Regions from separate parts of the Homo sapiens genome. Here all the other regions are linked to region 1. Evidence: chromatin loops called from intact Hi-C (ENCODE). Cell type or tissue: Caco-2. All regions are shown on one strand. Links, peaks and the distances in the headings refer to the core of each region. The heading gives the core; the rest is flanking DNA.

The links. Peaks named below come from ENCODE experiments on the same cell type or tissue, not always from the same donor. Only the 100,000 strongest peaks of a DNase experiment are listed, where the experiment ranks them.
Region 2: a loop joins it to region 1, with 3 times the contacts of the local background. A loop is called at or near these places in 2 of 110 quality-filtered maps.
Region 3: a loop joins it to region 1, with 11 times the contacts of the local background. A loop is called at or near these places in 5 of 110 quality-filtered maps.

What each region holds. Positions count from the first base shown.
Region 1 is chr11:100,852,567-100,858,628 of GRCh38, reverse strand. All of the region lies in intron 3 of ARHGAP42 (Rho GTPase activating protein 42), which reads right to left. Among named protein-coding and RNA genes, the nearest start is that of SNORD13I, 79 kb to the left of the region's middle. In Caco-2, for the core only: a CTCF peak has its summit at 2,989 (motif pointing right); no DNase peak of the experiment used is centred there.
Region 2 is chr11:100,751,878-100,754,377 of GRCh38, reverse strand. The region is part of intron 1 of ARHGAP42 (Rho GTPase activating protein 42); the gene reads right to left. Among named protein-coding and RNA genes, the nearest start is that of ARHGAP42-AS1, 65 kb to the right of the region's middle. In Caco-2, for the core only: no CTCF peak of the experiment used is centred there; a DNase peak (open chromatin) is centred at 1,047.
Region 3 is chr11:100,628,433-100,630,932 of GRCh38, reverse strand. No RefSeq gene overlaps it. Among named protein-coding and RNA genes, the nearest start is that of ARHGAP42, 58 kb to the left of the region's middle. In Caco-2, for the core only: no CTCF peak of the experiment used is centred there; a DNase peak (open chromatin) is centred at 1,020.

The DNA.
Region 1 (6,062 bases), core at 1,468-3,967:
ACTATTTTTCTAACCTTTTTGTAAGTTTGAAATTATATCAAAATATGTGCATTTCAATAAAAGTGTCACTTTCCTTATTTTCATCAAACTGGTTTATCTCTAGTCAAGTTTAATTTCTTAAAGTCCATAATACACAAATGCACACAGATAATATACAAAAATAAAAACTAGAGTGTTGACACCACCATCCATGATCCTGTTAATCCTCGATTTGCAGAAAAATGAGAATGACAGATCTTGAAAAGAAGACCAAAATCCTATGCTGTGAAAGCATAGAAAGTGGACTAATACTCAAAAAATCTTGTCTCAGACAATGAGGGCCAACTGGAGATACCACTGGCATCCATCACCTAATCCCCATTTCTGAGCTCAGACAGACATACCTCCAGATAGACTGTGCAGGCGTCCTACTGCGCAGAGATTATTGGAAATAGTAGTAAAATAGCTCACTTTTAATTCTCTCTCTAAAACCTCTATGCCCTCATTAAAACCCTAATTACATAAACACACACACACACACACACACACACACACACACACACCCCTATCCAGATTGTACAGATGCGACACATAGCTGACTTCACCTTTAAAGTTAAGTTTGCATAAGGGGAAAGACAGTATCATAAGTACTTTAGTGTAACTTGGAGTAATAGCAACAATAAAGCCTACTATTTATTGAATGTTTACTTTATGCTGGAAATTGCAATAAGTCCTTCACAAGCATGAGCTAATGTATTTAAAGCCAGCTAAATGGCTGGGAGAGAAATTCAAATCTGAAGTGATAAGGAACGAGGACGGGTTTCTGTAGTATTGACAGATGCATAGCAGGAATTCCAGAGACAGTTCTATGGAAGACACAAAGGGACTCAATGACAAATTGCGTAGAGGGAGAAAGAGAGAGGAATCAATGGAAAAACTAAGGTTTTGGCCTCAGCCACTGGAACTTTAGTAACGTATCAGAATTGGGGCAAATGAGGTAGGGAGTATGCATGGTAGAAAAAGAACAAAGGCAATGATTAATTTCACTTTGGTCCAGTTACATCTGATGTCATGGAAAGACTCAAAGAAATATTATGTCAGAAATCCCATCTCACATTGGCAGAACTAATAAATATGAATGGATGTTTTTTATTGGGAAGGAAAGGATTGTGAAAGGGAGTAGATGGGCTGATGTCATATCCTAAGACCTTGGCACTCACATTCACATCCAATGGTTTACATCTACCCCTTCTCTCACTGTTACATACATATGACCTCAGAATAAAGCAAAAGCCAGATGATATAACAAAACAGAATAATTAACAGCCACCCTGTGGCCTAAGTATAATTTCCTATCTCTATTTCTTCCACATTTCTTGGGTTATTTTTCCTTTGTTTTGGGATTTGCTTTAATTTTTTTTTCTTCTTCTCCCGTTCTATTAATGTTAAACCGAAGGAAGAAATAAATAAGTGGCAAAGGTATTAAACAGAAAAAAAAGAAGGGTGTGAAAACATCCAACACTGTGATAAAGAAGAACAGAAATGATTTCTTGAGTGTTTCTAATGCGTCAAATACTACATTAAGGTCTTCACAATATAGAGATCAAAGTCAATATTTTATGGGTAATGAAGTCAAACATATAAAAAATGATCTGGAATGTATTAAAAACATGAATGTTGAAGACAGATTCAGCTTCATTTGAATCTAAGTGCCAAAACTGACAACACACAGTGTTTCATCCCTGTACTTCTTAAGGTTTTTATAAAAAATTAAAAGCAAAATAAATTATTTTGAAAAAAATCACTAGCATAGATTTGGCACATGGAAGGCTCTCAAAAAATGTTAACTTCCTCAAAGAATTAATTGAATGTCTACTCTGTATTCATAACTGTCCTAAGCAGTCTTATAGTTTCCCCCAAATGATTTAAAATGTAGTTATTCAAAGCTAGAAATTGAAATCCAGATTAATAACAGAACTTATCCAGAGGCCTAGCAGTAGTAGATAACCCTACATTTTTCCATAAACCATTATAACAAATGCCTGGCTCTACCTCTGAAAAATGTTATCACTTTTGTGTGCAGTCAGTGGCTGCTGTTCACAATATGTAAATTTAAATTCAAGAGATCAAAATGGAAAATGCCAGCACTCAAAGGGCACTAAGTGGATTTACAAACCAATTTGGCTGCTTGTGAGCCTCATCTTTATACATTCCCCCTGGGAATACATGACTTTTATCCCTACACAGTGGTCACTCATATGGATTAAACTCTCCAATTCTAAAGCAATCCAAGTGTGAAGTCAAGAAGGTGTTAAAATTTTGGTAGGATTAAAAGAGTTACTGTTGCTACTGCATAAGAAAGGAAAATGTCATATAAAGGGTAGGAAACCCTTATTTAAAATGTGAATTAGAGTACAACGATGGTGACAAACCTTGCAAAGTTAAAAAATAAATGTAGAGAAATGCAATTTTTGCTCATATGGAACTCTTTCATCCGGATTCACAAAACAGGCTTGATGAAATTCCTTCCAAAAGGGTAATACTTGGGGGAAAAATCAAGTCAGAGTTCAGGAGATTCAGGATCCCACAGTATCTGTGGAATGTGCAACTTTGCATGACTTTACTAAGATGCTTTAGAAAAAATACAAAATCAATTTTAAGACTCTCCCTAAATATTGATAAGATAAATTATTGAAGATACCTTATTATGGTAATTAAGAAACAATTAACTTATAATTACTAGCCATTACCTAAACCTTGGCTTTGAACAACTTATTTTTATAGATATTGGTTTACATTTAAAGTAAAAAACAATTACTGGTGATTTCACTTATTTTCAGTAGAAGAAAAGCAAATCTGATATTTGGTAATACTTTACAATATAGCATTTACCATGCATTTTACTGTGGGTAGGTTATTTAAGTCAGGCAATTAAGTTTCCTGTCACTTTCTTTTGCTATTTCAAGTGGTTCTAATAAATAGCCACAAGGGGGTGCACATAAATCATTCAAAAGTAATGGCTAGAAACGCTTTTATGTGGTTTGAAGAATGATTCTCCAAATATGTTTGGATTTCCTTTTTTTCCCCCACATAATCATGAATTATAATTTTCTATGGATCATGCATTTTCAAGTGCTATCTGATAGGAATTTTCAGTGCTTGCTTTTCACTGCTGATAATCTTGCCACACTTATTCATTAAAAAAAGTAGCAATGGAATAAAATAAATCTGAAAGGTATGTCTCTTAACAATTTTATTTTTACACTACTTCCCTTTCCAGGTTTTGATTAAAATCCAGTGATGTTGGTGCCAGTCACAGCTCATCACTAATTAATGACTATATGTCCCATTATCTTGCAACTCATTAGCTAACACATCCGAATGTCAGAAAAATTACAATTCCTTACCTCTCATTTTCAAAGCAATAAAACACTCAGTTTTGATGCAAAGATTTAGTTATATATTCTCAAGTACTATTTAAAGCAATACTTCTGATATTCTAAAGTACTATTTAAAGCAATTGCTTAAGGCTATAATACGCTACACTATTTACAACAAAAAACATAAATGGTACAGTTCATTGCAAAAATAATTTCCTGTTGAGATGTCAATATAAACAATCAATACAAAGTGGAAAGACCACAAAGGTAGGTAATAATAAGTGAAATGATCATAATCGATGCAGAAGCTATCTACACCGTCTTCGACGTAAAAGAATGGGTTATTTTCCCATTCATATTTGCAACTGAATCACATCACAGCTGAAAATCACATCACAGTTCTAATTTGTGATTGATTACAAGCAAGCATCTCTTCTCTGCCTTGTCCCAAACTGTATCTAGTTCTTCCTTCCTCAATAGCTTCTTAGAAAGAAGTTCTGGCAAGGGGTGGGGAACTGGGGTGCTAGCCTGGGGTTCACTCCCTGGTACTGGCCAATTTAACTCTCTATAGCTACATAATATAGACATTCTTCTCTAGGTCAGCAAATCCACAGCACCACTAAACTAGATCTCAATGGCCAAAACTCACACGAGGTATAGAGGATGGATACACGAGCACGTCTTGCATTAATAAGTAATCAGAAGTCAAGGACTGAATACATTTTACTTCATACACTTTAATGTGAGCAAACGACTGAAAAAAACATATTGTCATCTAAAAACAAATGCTATGTAAGGCTATCTGGATACTAGTCATTCAATTAATTCTGACTTGAACATCACTTGCTGCTTCAGCATTTGAATGTTTTGGATCTACTTAGTGACAGAGTTCCACTATGAATCCCACCCCATTGGACCTCATCAGTTAGATCTAACTCTTACTTGAATTTAATATAACTTTCATCTTTCTCCATTTTTACCAGCAATAATACTTTTCCTATGGAAATATATTGGGAAAATTAATTTAAGTTTCTGGAGAATTGTGCTATATGAATAGCCTCTTCTTTTTCAGAAGATAAGCAGAAGCAATACACTCTCAGGAGAATACTCCCATTTATTTTTAATTAATTGGCCTAACCATGACAACTATGCAATCTTGATCGAGTTACTCAAACTAAGTTTTCTTTTCTATATAATAAAGATGATAATATGTCCTTATCTCATGACCTGCTTATAAAGCTTAAATTTTTTACTTTATGTCTAATGATCATAAAAACTTATTAATAAAGCATTAATTGCCCATTAAATTCTTTCTTTTGAGTAGGCCAATTGCAGTGCTCTAGATTTTTTTTTTTCAATGAATTAGGAAGCTGCTATTGGAGTTTTAGTATAAGAGTGAAATCTCACTAGCACATACTTGATGTCAAAGCTTATTAACTGTAGAAGAGCAGTTAATAGGGGTAAAATGGCAAGCAATCCTCTCTACTTCTAGAGTTTATAACTACTGCTGAATGTATAAATCAAATTAAAGTTTGCTATTTTTTAAATAAAACCATCTATACTCATAAGGTGGAGGAATGGAAAACCATTCAACCAAGAAGGAATTGACCATTTTCACAGAATCTAGCAGAGGAAGTGGGAGAGGAGAGTAGATTGTAAAATTTCATATAATCCACTGTGATGTAATTAACATCATAACTCTAGGTGGTAACAAATGAAACTATTTGTGTACTAAGTTATTTGAACCACAAAGGTAGGTTATTTATTGTATCCTTCTTCTTGTTCTGAAACTACTTTTGTTTTATTCCTTTCTACCCAGCAATCTCTAATGGGGGATTAAAGTAAGAACACTTTTTAAACATTTAAGCATTGTGGAAACATTTTCAAATACCAGACTTAACCATAGCATATTGCCTCCCCACTTATCTACTTATCACCAGCCTGATTACTGCTTTTTCATTTATAACCCTTTAATATTGGAGGCTAAAAACAGTCAGAAAACAAAGTCAAACTTCTTTTCAACTATAAATATCAAGATATGTGAAAGGTCAAATTAGGATTGACATCTTAAAAGCTGCTTAAAATAATTACTCCAAATGACCTGCATATACATTCACTTTTAAAAAAATACTTTTTTGATTTTGACCAAAATGTATGCATTTAAGAAAGCAATTTTATAGAATTTTTTAAAAGACTATATTAACTCAAAGGTCACACAGGGAAGATATTTAAATTATGTCATTCAGAACCTGTATTCTCAGAGAGAGATTTAAGAAATGTTGCACCCTGAAGTTGTTTCATTCCAACAGGTTAAATACTCGCTCCTGCATTTGACTAGGTAAAAATGTTCTTCGGGGATACTGGTAAGGTTACTTCAGCCAGTCCTCTACCTTTGCACATTCTAAGGAAACACCAGGGTCTGCTGAACTTTGTACCTCTGGTGGCACAATTAGACCACTCCAGTGATGTTCCTATGTTTGTTAGTACTATAGAAGATGGCCAAAAATATTCCTGTAACACAGTTGCCCCATTTATGTCAATATCCTCATGTTCATGAAAATACACCTCCTCCCATTCTCCCACCTCAAAAATCAGAGACACTGTACATCCCAAGCTGAGCTAATTAGGGCCTCAAAAATATTTCTTTTTACATGTTCTAACCCCTAACTTAGAGTGGGGGAAAGTGGCTTTGTGTATGGGAGC
Region 2 (2,500 bases), core at 1-2,500, 100 kb after region 1:
TCATTTCCCTACTAAATATTTCAAGTATGTCTGATTTCTAGGTCATTGCTCAGGGCCTTAATTCCAAATTGAGAAAGATTTCTTTAATGTTCCTCCACAATCTAGCAGTGTTCATGTTTACAATGAATGGTAAAAACTGTATTCATCCATACAGATAAAACCACTATAGTTAAGGGGAATCTTACCAATTCGGTGAGAAAGATTTTTTTTTAACATCTCCCATATTAACCAGTCTAAATTTAATTTAAACCCATTTTATCATGTAGTTATAAGTAGCACTAATGGGAATTAAAGTTAAAGATTTACAATTTAAATAATCTTCTGGGGCCATGTGGCCAAAATAGCAGATTAGAGGCAGCCTCTGCCACTTGGAAAGACAAAATATTGAGTTGAAATTCACACTGTTCACTTTTTTCCATGGAGCAATGCAGGAACTTAACAGGAAAATGGGAAGAAACCAAAGACTCTTTGAAAGAAGCTGCAGGCTGCAGCCTACACTGAGAGCCAGGTGGAAAAACTGTAAGTCTCCAGAGTGTGAGAGAGGAAGAGACTGCCTCCAGGATACACATTACCACCGGGAAAGCTGGCAATCCAGCCTACAGAGGGAGGCCTTAATCCTATCCAGTGTGGGAACTGATATAGCAAGCGGTGGGGCATGTAAAAGTAGGAACAGCAGCAAGAAGAGCCTTGCACGCACTTCCAGTCTCCAGCACAGGCGGAGGGAAACCATTCCTGATTCTAACTGACAGGGGACCTCACAGAAATCTGCCAACTAACTCAGGCAGTGGCAGCAGGTTGAAAGAAGCTCTCAAATGAAATTCATAATATAATCTCAAGTGGGGACAAACTCCCTTGGCCAGAACCAGGGGTTGAGTGGGAAGCACTTTCCTTGAAATTGCTCCAGCCACAGGCACAGGAGATGGGCACCCCAGCTTTGTGGGCAGATGAGGAGTGGCATTGCCTGAAAGCCAGTTCCTGTCTCCAAGGAAAAGAATGACGGCCTGGGGCAGTATTGAGCAAAGACGGCCTGGAATTCAGCTAGCTGCTGCTAGTGAACACTGCAGGTGAGAGACCTGCCTTATCAAGTGCATGGGAGCTGGGTGAGGCTTCCTGCTGCCTGTTACTCCCCACTCCCTGAGCGAACTCTTCTGTGCAGCAGAAGCTACACTCCTTCCTGGAACATCACCCCAGCGGCCAGAGAACCAGTCCCCTCACCCCCACAGGGGCCTCTGCTTGCCCTGTACACAGAGAACCAGAGCAAGGGCCTGCCTGACCCAGCTCCCACCTGGCTTTGCCCCTCAACCTGCCCTGGTAACTTAACACAAGGGACAGAACTTCTGGGAGCCCTACGGCCCCAATCATCATCTGGAAACCAGAGTACATCCCCTGGGTAACATAAAGCAAGCACAAATCCCATCACTATTGTGGCAGCTGGCATTCTCTTGCGAGCATCACCTTCTGGCTGGAAGCCAACCAACACAGACCATTACAGCATCCACAGGTACAATAACACTGCACCCAGGAAGGAGAAAACTTGTGCATGAGCTATCACTATAGCCTGCACCACCCTGGCTAACCAGAAGGTCCTAAGTCTGTCCACAGGACAAGTTCATTACTATTACAACCAGAATTTGAGAAAGCCAACAAACTAAGACTACTTATAACCAAGAAATCTCAGAGTGTATGTCACGCCCCCATCAGAATGGGTGCTGGCTGGTACCCACTGCTGAGAGGGTTGAGGACAGGTTACATCACTGGATTCCTTGCAGACATTACCCAGCACCAGCCTGAATTACGGCAGACTCACTGGGTGGCTAGACCAAGAGGAACAACAGTAGTCACAGTAGTCTGGCTCTCAGGGACTCCTACCCCTAGGGAAGAGGGAGTGCCCCACATTAAGGGAACAGCCAGTAGTACAAAAGAATCCAGATGGCAAGCCTTGAGTCCCAGATCTTACCACTGGTGAGAAGTTTCAGCAGTGGCACAGTTGCAGCGCTGGGCTCAGCTAGGATAGTCTGCAACAATACCCCAACAGGCAGGCAGCCCTGGTGCTCATGAAGGGCCTTGGAAAAGGGAACTTCTTTTACCCCTCATCCATGACTGTGAAATAACTGGGGCTTCTCTCACTGGAGCTTGGTGTGGGTGCACCTATAGATAACCTTTCTGGATCACTGCAGGTTGACTACATCCCCAGAGGTGGAGCACCCTCCAGGTTCAGGCTTGCACGAGAGGCACAGTCACAATTCCTCTCTGGTTGGAACATCAACATTTCTGCAGATGAAAAAAAGGTACCTGTTGGGCTGGGTGCAGTGGCTCCTGCCTGTAATCCCAGCACTTTGGGAGGCCAAGGTGGGTGGATCATCTGAGGCCAGGAGTTCCAGACCAGCCTGGCCAACCTGGTGAAACCCCATCTCTATTAAAAATACCAAAATTAGCTGGGCATGGTGGCAGGCACCTGTAATCCCAGCTACTCGGGAGGGTGAGGCAGGAGAATTGCTTG
Region 3 (2,500 bases), core at 1-2,500, 230 kb after region 1:
TCAGTTTTCCACTTGCTAAGTTTTCCCTTCCCTTAAAAATTTCTCTCAAATTTGCCTATTCCCCAAATCTTGGTGATTTGTTTTCTGGGCTGGGTCATCTGCTTGGAACACCTTCAAACCAAATATCCCTGCACCTACCCTATTTAATTACCTGAGTCCTGATACCTATTGTAATGGCTTCCAAATTTTTTGAGTAAAACATTTTTTCCTTATTATAATAGTATCATATGCTTATTTTAGAAAAATTAGAAAATGAAGACAAGTGAAAAGAAGAAAATTGTAACACCTTTAATTTCATTATTTTATAACCTTCCTTCTCATGTCAGAACATTTCATGGATTCTCCAGAAAACAGTTGCACTTTTAGCATTTTGATTTAAAAATTGCATAATAAACACAAAGATACTGTGGTATCAGTAATTCTTTTAAATGAATTTATACTTTATTGTCATGATAATATCACCCTACTTTTGAAAAATATTATAGGAATTCATATATGACAAGGTAGATTGTCTAGATTGCATTTGAGTTTGGTAACACCCATTGCCAGGGCTCTCTTTGTGTTCTGAGTAGACAAGCTTCCTTCTTTTTTAATGGAACATTGTCATTCAGCTAGAAATCTGTAAATTCAAAAAGAAATAGATATTTAAATATACACATCTGTATAACATTTGCATAGCCATGCTTATATTTATAAACTTTTTATGGCTTATAATGTATATTATATATGCCATACTTATGTTATCTGTGTACAAGCCATGAGATCATCTGTTAACTTTTTTACATGCCCAGCCATAGAGTAGCAGAAGATGGTTAAAAAAAATTTAATATTTTTGCAAGGAATGTCTTGCATACTAAAAAGTGTTTATTCTGTTTTCCCTTGTCTCTGGCAGGCTGTGAAGCACTGTTCAAAATGCTCTTTTTTGGTGAAGTTGGGCCTATAGTCAGCTTATTCTCTCCATGGCAACCCACTGGGGACAGGCTGGGTCAGAGGTAGGCACCCAGACGTCATGTCCATCTGAGTCATCCAAGGGAGCTGAGAGGCAAAGAAGACAGAGCTATGGCTCTGGTGCTTTACCTTGGAGTGAAGGGGACACCCAGTGGAATAGCAAAGATGTGGCTCCAGTGAAAATTCAATCCAAACTTTGACTTTGGGGACATCATGACCACACTACCAAAAGTCAATCTGTGTTGCCTCAGGTTCTTCATGTTTGACCACTTTTTGGAGTTGTGTAGATTAATTTGAATGTCAGTAGGATAATAGAATAGTTACAGATATTAAAATAAAAATCTGTTATAATAGCAACCGAATGTCTCTCCATCTAGTGCCTATTGGGTTGTGGATAACAGTAAGAAAAAGCAAGTGAGAAAGTAAGAGAAGATGAATGTTAAACAGTGCTCTTAGCTCTGGGAAGGTAATCTGTAAAGCAGATAATAGAGAGTCTAATCCCTTACAGAGCTGCCTTCTTTCAGGTTTTCCCATTGCACGAATCGCTCAACAGGATTAAACTAATCACTTTTACAGTTCTATTAACATATTCAATCTGTGAAGTTACTATTGAAGCCCTAAGGAATAGCCTACTCAATCATTAAGTGCTCATGGCAGAAAAATCAATAATGAAGTTACCAAAAGCCCTTAACATTGTCATAAATAGCACATGATTATGTTCAGATGATCTGTTTAATTAATGCCAGTTTACCTTCTCTAACAGAAATAATTTTGGGTTTTTGAGACACATGGAGACCACCAAGAACAAGCTATTCTTTTCATTGGAAAAATTCTTCTCCCTTCTCTCTCCGGTCACAATATTATTTTGGTTCTCTTGAGTAACTCAGTGTCTTCAAAAGAAATTTATTCCATAGAAAATTAATTCCACAAGGTGATCCTTGAAAAATATTTTCTTTATCAAATGAATTTGGGAAATGCTGCATACTATATCCCTGTCTTAGAAATTTACAATGTATATGAATCTTAAATTTTTTCTAAGTTGAAGAAATCTGTTTAACTTTGTTCAGTAGCTCATTTCCAAAACTTACGTAATGAGATCATATTAAAAATATTTTACAGATTTTCCTACACCTGACCTGTAAATATGGTTGCCCCAGGGTTCCCACCTTTTTGTTTCTTTATTTTTTTATTTTATTTTATTTTATTTTTTTTTGAGATGGAATCTCTCTGTCACCCAGGCTGGAGTGCAGTGGCACAATCTTGGCTCACTGCAACCTCCACCTTCCAGGTTCAAGCAATTCTCCTGCCTCAGCCTCCCAAGTATCTGGGATTACAGGCACCCACCACCACACACAGCTGATTTTTGTATTTTTAGTACAGATGGGGTTTCACCATGTTGGCCAGGCTGGTCTCGAACTCCTGACCTCATGATCCGCCTGCCTCAGCCTCCCAAAGTGCTGAGATTACAAGCATGAGCTACCACACCCGGCCAGGGTTCCCACCTTTTGAAGCAATGAGTTTTGGTGCGTTAAGGGAAGGGTGGTGCAAATTA